Linked DNA regions of Homo sapiens: region 1 is linked to region 2. Evidence: chromatin loops called from intact Hi-C (ENCODE). Cell type or tissue: GM12878. All regions are shown on one strand. Links, peaks and the distances in the headings refer to the core of each region. The heading gives the core; the rest is flanking DNA. Region 1 holds the start of NANOGP8 (Nanog homeobox retrogene P8). Region 2 has its middle 98 kb from the start of NANOGP8.

Region 1 (2,920 bases), core at 239-2,738, 99 kb after region 2:
TGCCATGATTAAAAAGTCTTTCAGAATTTCTTGGTTAGTAAGATTTGGAAGCTTATAGCTTCTAGAGTTTGTTTTTAGAACAAGAGGTATGTTTGTGTGAAAGTGAGATGGGAACTCATGAAATGAATGCAAAATTGTGTGCACATATGCATATGGTTGTGTTCTGGAGAAAGCCTTGGTAGCTTTTAATCAATTCTCAAGAGGGTTCATGACACAAAGAATTCCCAATTTGCCTGTCTCGCTTTCCTTCCCACACCCACCCTCCCTTATCAGTAGTAACTAGCTTGCTCTCTCTTGCCAGCTGCCTATTTATCCCTTCCCAGATGAATTGTCCTTCTTGTTTTCTGACCAAGCAAAGCTGAGCAAGGAGAACTCAGGAGCTGGTGCCCAGGTGGGGGCGTCAGGTAGATGGCAAGACTGCTGGGAGCGCCGCAGTGAGTGCCCTCTGGGTGAGCTGTTAGGAAGGCAGACAGCTTCCCCTGCCCAACACTGACCAGGAAACGTGGGCAGTCCAAGATGCCACTCTGCAGTCAAACTTCTATTACATTGAGGATAAGTTGAAAGAGAGTGTCAAGGGGAAAATGGAATTGGGTAGTGGCTTTCCACCGTTACCTGTTTTTGTCCAGTTATATTTTCTTTTTTTTTTTTTTTTAGTATTTATTGATCATTCTTGGGTGTTTCTCAGAGAGGGGGATGTGGCAGGGTCATAGAATAATAGTGGAGAGAAGGTCAGTAGATAAACACGTGAACAAAGGTCTCTGGCTTTCCTAGGCAGAGGTCCCTGCGGCCTTCAGCAGTGTTTGTGTCCCTGGGTACTTGAGATTAGGGAGTGGTGATGACTCTTAACCAGCATGCTGCCTTCAAGCATCTGTTTAACAAAGCACATCTTGCCAGGATTTTAACGTTCTGCTGGACTGAGCTGGTTGCCTCATGTTATTATGCAGGCAACTCACTTTATCCCAATTTCTTGATACTTTTCCTTCTGGAGGTCCTATTTCTCTAACATCTTCCAGAAAAGTCTTAAAGCTGCCTTAACCTTTTTTCCAGTCCACCTCTTAAATTTTTTCCTCCTCTTCCTCTATACTAACATGAGTGTGGATCCAGCTTGTCCCCAAAGCTTGCCTTGCTTTGAAGAATCCGACTGTAAAGAATCTTCACCTATGCCTGTGATTTGTGGGCCTGAAGAAAACTATCCATCCTTGCAAATGTCTTCTGCTGAGATGCCTCACACAGAGACTGTCTCTCCTCTTCCTTCCTCCATGGATCTGCTTATTCAGGACAGCCCTGATTCTTCCACCAGTCCCAAAGGCAAACAACCCACTTCTGCAGAGAATAGTGTCGCAAAAAAGGAAGACAAGGTCCCGGTCAAGAAACAGAAGACCAGAACTGTGTTCTCTTCCACCCAGCTGTGTGTACTCAATGATAGATTTCAGAGACAGAAATACCTCAGCCTCCAGCAGATGCAAGAACTCTCCAACATCCTGAACCTCAGCTACAAACAGGTGAAGACCTGGTTCCAGAACCAGAGAATGAAATCTAAGAGGTGGCAGAAAAACAACTGGCCGAAGAATAGCAATGGTGTGACGCAGAAGGCCTCAGCACCTACCTACCCCAGCCTCTACTCTTCCTACCACCAGGGATGCCTGGTGAACCCGACTGGGAACCTTCCAATGTGGAGCAACCAGACCTGGAACAATTCAACCTGGAGCAACCAGACCCAGAACATCCAGTCCTGGAGCAACCACTCCTGGAACACTCAGACCTGGTGCACCCAATCCTGGAACAATCAGGCCTGGAACAGTCCCTTCTATAACTGTGGAGAGGAATCTCTGCAGTCCTGCATGCACTTCCAGCCAAATTCTCCTGCCAGTGACTTGGAGGCTGCCTTGGAAGCTGCTGGGGAAGGCCTTAATGTAATACAGCAGACCACTAGGTATTTTAGTACTCCACAAACCATGGATTTATTCCTAAACTACTCCATGAACATGCAACCTGAAGACGTGTGAAGATGAGTGAAACTGATATTACTCAATTTCAGTCTGGACACTGGCTGAATCCTTCCTCTCCCCTCCTCCCATCCTTCATAGGATTTTTCTTGTTTGGAAACCACGTGTTCTGGTTTCCATGATGCCCATCCAGTCAATCTCATGGAGGGTGGAGTATGGTTGGAGCCTAATCAGCGAGGTTTCTTTTTTTTTTTTTTTTTCCTATTGGATCTTCCTGGAGAAAATACTTTTTTTTTTTTTTTTTTTTGAGACGGAGTCTTGCTCTGTCGCCCAGGCTGGAGTGCAGTGGCGCGGTCTTGGCTCACTGCAAGCTCCGTCTGCCGGGTTCACGCCATTCTCCTGCCTCAGCCTCCCGAGCAGCTGGGACTACAGGCGCCCGCCACCTCGCCCGGCTAATATTTTGTATTTTTAGTAGAGACGGGGTTTCACTGTGTTAGCCAGGATGGTCTCGATCTCCTGACCTTGTGATCCGCCCGCCTCGGCCTCCCTAACAGCTGGGATTTACAGGCGTGAGCCACCGCGCCCTGCCTAGAAAAGACATTTTAATAACCTTGGCTGCCGTCTCTGGCTATAGATAAGTAGATCTAATACGAGTTTGGATATCTTTAGGGTTTAGAATCTAACCTCAAGAATAAGAAATACAAGTACAAATTGGTGATGAAGATGTATTCGTATTGTTTGGGATTGGGAGGCTTTGCTTATTTTTTAAAAACTATTGAGGTAAAGGGTTAAGCTGTAACATACTTAATTGATTTCTTACCGTTTTTGGCTCTGTTTTGCTATATCCCCTAATTTGTTGGTTGTGCTAATCTTTGTAGAAAGAGGTCTCGTATTTGCTGCATCGTAATGACATGAGTACTACTTTAGTTGGTTTAAGTTCAAATGAATGAAACAACTATTTTTCCTTTAGTTGA
Region 2 (2,920 bases), core at 92-2,591:
ATATAACCTACTGAGTTTGAAAAATTAACCCAGGCTTCTAAGGGCATGCTCTAATTAGTATAAACCCTTGGAACCTAGTTGCATCTGAAGATAAACAAAAATGTTTGCTTCAGAGGAGACATGTCAGGAAACCCAGTTTTCCTCTTTTTACAATGGAAAATGGATCAAGGAATTCAAAGCAATCAATCAACCTTAGTATATAGGCCAACTTTTTTTTTTTAGGTCAACGTCTTCACTGTATAATGATCCTTTTGACCTTGCCATTTGAATTTTCATGAAATGGGAGAGTTAACCCCTACTTGGAGGTTTAGCTCTGCTACAGGCTTTGAGGCCAATCCTATTACTTTTCAGTGGGAGGATTATGAGTTTATTTTAGAAGCTCAGAATGCTCAGAATATGCATTCCCAGTCTCCCAGTAATTGCACTTCTAAGGAGTTTCTTTTTCTTTCTTTGAAGGATTTAGAGTAGCTTTCTTGGAACACTGTTAATGTCATTCTTCTAAAAGCATCCTGTCTATCAGACTTGGCTGAATGAAACCATCGCAAAACTGAATCTACAGAAACACAGTAAACAAACATATAGCATCAGCTTTGAAAGTAATTTACAGAGTTTTAAGAATAAGCAGATAAATTTATTGATTGTTACATTTACATCTGTTGCAGTCTGATTTGTTGGAAACTCCATGAATTGGATTTTATAGTCCATGTTCATTTTTCTGAATAAATTATGTCCTAGAAATCTGTCGTGGACATACGGTCTAGCAGGTGAATTCATACTGATGATCATCTCTCTAACAGTGTTTTCTAACATCTAAGTACTACTTTTAGCCCTAGAAAAGGATTTTAATGTTTAGAAAAGAACATTTTAATAAAGCCTTGCTAATATTGACATATATAGGCATCTTAACTTGATTGAAATTCTGTCTTCCCAAAGATGGTTCTATTTTAACATTGTATATGAAGGAAGAAATCCTAGCCTAATAATTTGAAATTATGTTTTTTATAACAGAATTCATTTGCTTTTATTTTAACATCATAATAAGTGTATCACTTTGATCCTTACACAGTATCTTTTATCTGTTGTGTAACAATCATGCTACTGAATGTTAGATATTACATGACATATGAAGGAAGTTTAACTTGAGCAGTTACTGAGTTCATCCAGACTTGAAGCCTCTGTTTGTCAAGAAGTTAATATTTTTAAAGATACACTGACTTTATAATCTGTAATTATTTTCTTATCAATTACATTTTTATAGTTTTCTGATTAGCTGGCACTTGGAGCTTAGTGTTACCGTTTAGCTCTGCAGGGTCCTTTTAGACACTATTATTGTAAAGAAACATCAAAAATCAAAGTGAATTCTTAGTATTATACTTGAAGCAGTAGAGGCGCAATTGCTGAAACAGCAGCCAAGCATTGTGCTGTAGAACTAACTCACAGCTTGGTGCCCAGTCCCTGCTGAGAAGGAAATGTAGGGGAACTGGCAGAGTTTTACTACATCTGCTCCCTGCTGCTAATGAGCTTTAACCTGTTTCATTCTTACTATGCTTACTGTTTAGATACTTTGCTTGCAAAATTAATTTTTTAGCTGAGAGAACACATGAAAGAGGATATGATTTGTAAAGTAGAGCTGTTTAAAAATTAAAAGGTATCAGCAAGGGAGATTAAAGGCTATGAGTGATATGGTTACTTAATATCAATTCAAGGGCAGAAGCTCAGGTGGTAAAGCTAGAGTTCTCAGTTTCAGTTCTTTCTGTAATGTGGGCTACAGCTCCAGGAGTTGTAGTCTTTGTTTTGCATTGTGCCATCTATACCAATATGCTTTATATTTATCAAAGAAGGGAAATAGTATTTTTTGCTTTGAAGGCTTCATTGATCCTCTGAATGGTGCCAAAGTTCTAGTGATATGCAGCCTCTAAAAACAAGCATGTTTCAGCAACATTATATTATTATAGCCAAGAAATAATGAGCTTCCTATACCCAATTTCTTGTAACCTATACCTGATCACCTACACAAAAACAAAACTGAAAGAGCAGATGAGATTATTTATTATCTGAGATTATTCACAATGAAATAATATCATTTGTATAGCCATAGAAGTTTGCTCTTTAACAATTGTCATACATTCCTTTGTTCCTCACTTCAACTTTCTAAAATAATCAGATAAGTATTGTTCATTTTGTAATGAAAATTTGCAAAGGCATGTTATATATCATAGCTGGATGAAAATTTTGTCGGTGGGTAAGTATGAAAAGTGTACATGCTATCGATGGGGAGTAGGAACATCACCTTTAGATTTGCAGAATAATCCTCACCATTATCATCATCACCCTTGTCAATAATAATTAAGCTCACAAACCTATCCCAGTTCTTCAATAGAAACTAAACGTATTAAATTTTCAGCCAGAATTGCACATTACTTTTGGTAATAATATAGTCTGAAACACTCTGCAAAGAAAGCAGTTTACTCTAGTATAGCATTTCTCAGGGTTTTTGGCCTTAAAAGTAAAAAAAAAAAAAAAAAAAAAAAAAAAAAAAAAAAATTCTTAGAGTTGTCCAGTTTTGATCAGCATTATTTTCTTATGTTATTATACTTATACATGTAAAACTGTAAAATTAGCCATGAATTCCTTTATCTATAGGTTTTATACAACTATACAACCAAAACAAATGTAAAGACTAAATAAAAACAAACCTACAAAACCAATACAACTATAATTAAAAGTATTACTTTATTGTGACACATGCTGTAATTATTTTTAGTAATTACATACATCTTTATTTAGAAAGACAATCATTTTACTAATCTTCTTTACAACATTGATTAATAAAGAAATATCATTAAACAAAGGTATATTATACATTTACTTCTACACACTGCTAATGAGCTACTGCTAATTAATACTTACAAAAATAGGT

What was found. Peaks named below come from ENCODE experiments on the same cell type or tissue, not always from the same donor. Only the 100,000 strongest peaks of a DNase experiment are listed, where the experiment ranks them.
Region 1: a loop joins it to region 2, with 2.4 times the contacts of the local background. A loop is called at or near these places in 2 of 110 quality-filtered maps.

Annotation. Positions count from the first base shown.
Region 1 is chr15:35,083,279-35,086,198 of GRCh38, reverse strand. It overlaps NANOGP8 (Nanog homeobox retrogene P8), which reads left to right and starts at 904. Exons shown (of 1, transcript NM_001355281.2): 1 at 904-2,789. The coding sequence starts at 1,089. The coding sequence ends at 2,006. All of the region lies in intron 1 of LOC105370765 (a long non-coding RNA gene), which reads left to right. In GM12878, for the core only: no CTCF peak of the experiment used is centred there; no DNase peak of the experiment used is centred there.
Region 2 is chr15:35,181,845-35,184,764 of GRCh38, reverse strand. It overlaps a transcript of DPH6 not described here. Among named protein-coding and RNA genes, the nearest start is that of NANOGP8, 98 kb to the right of the region's middle. RefSeq lists an enhancer at 962-1,942. In GM12878, for the core only: no CTCF peak of the experiment used is centred there; a DNase peak (open chromatin) is centred at 1,634.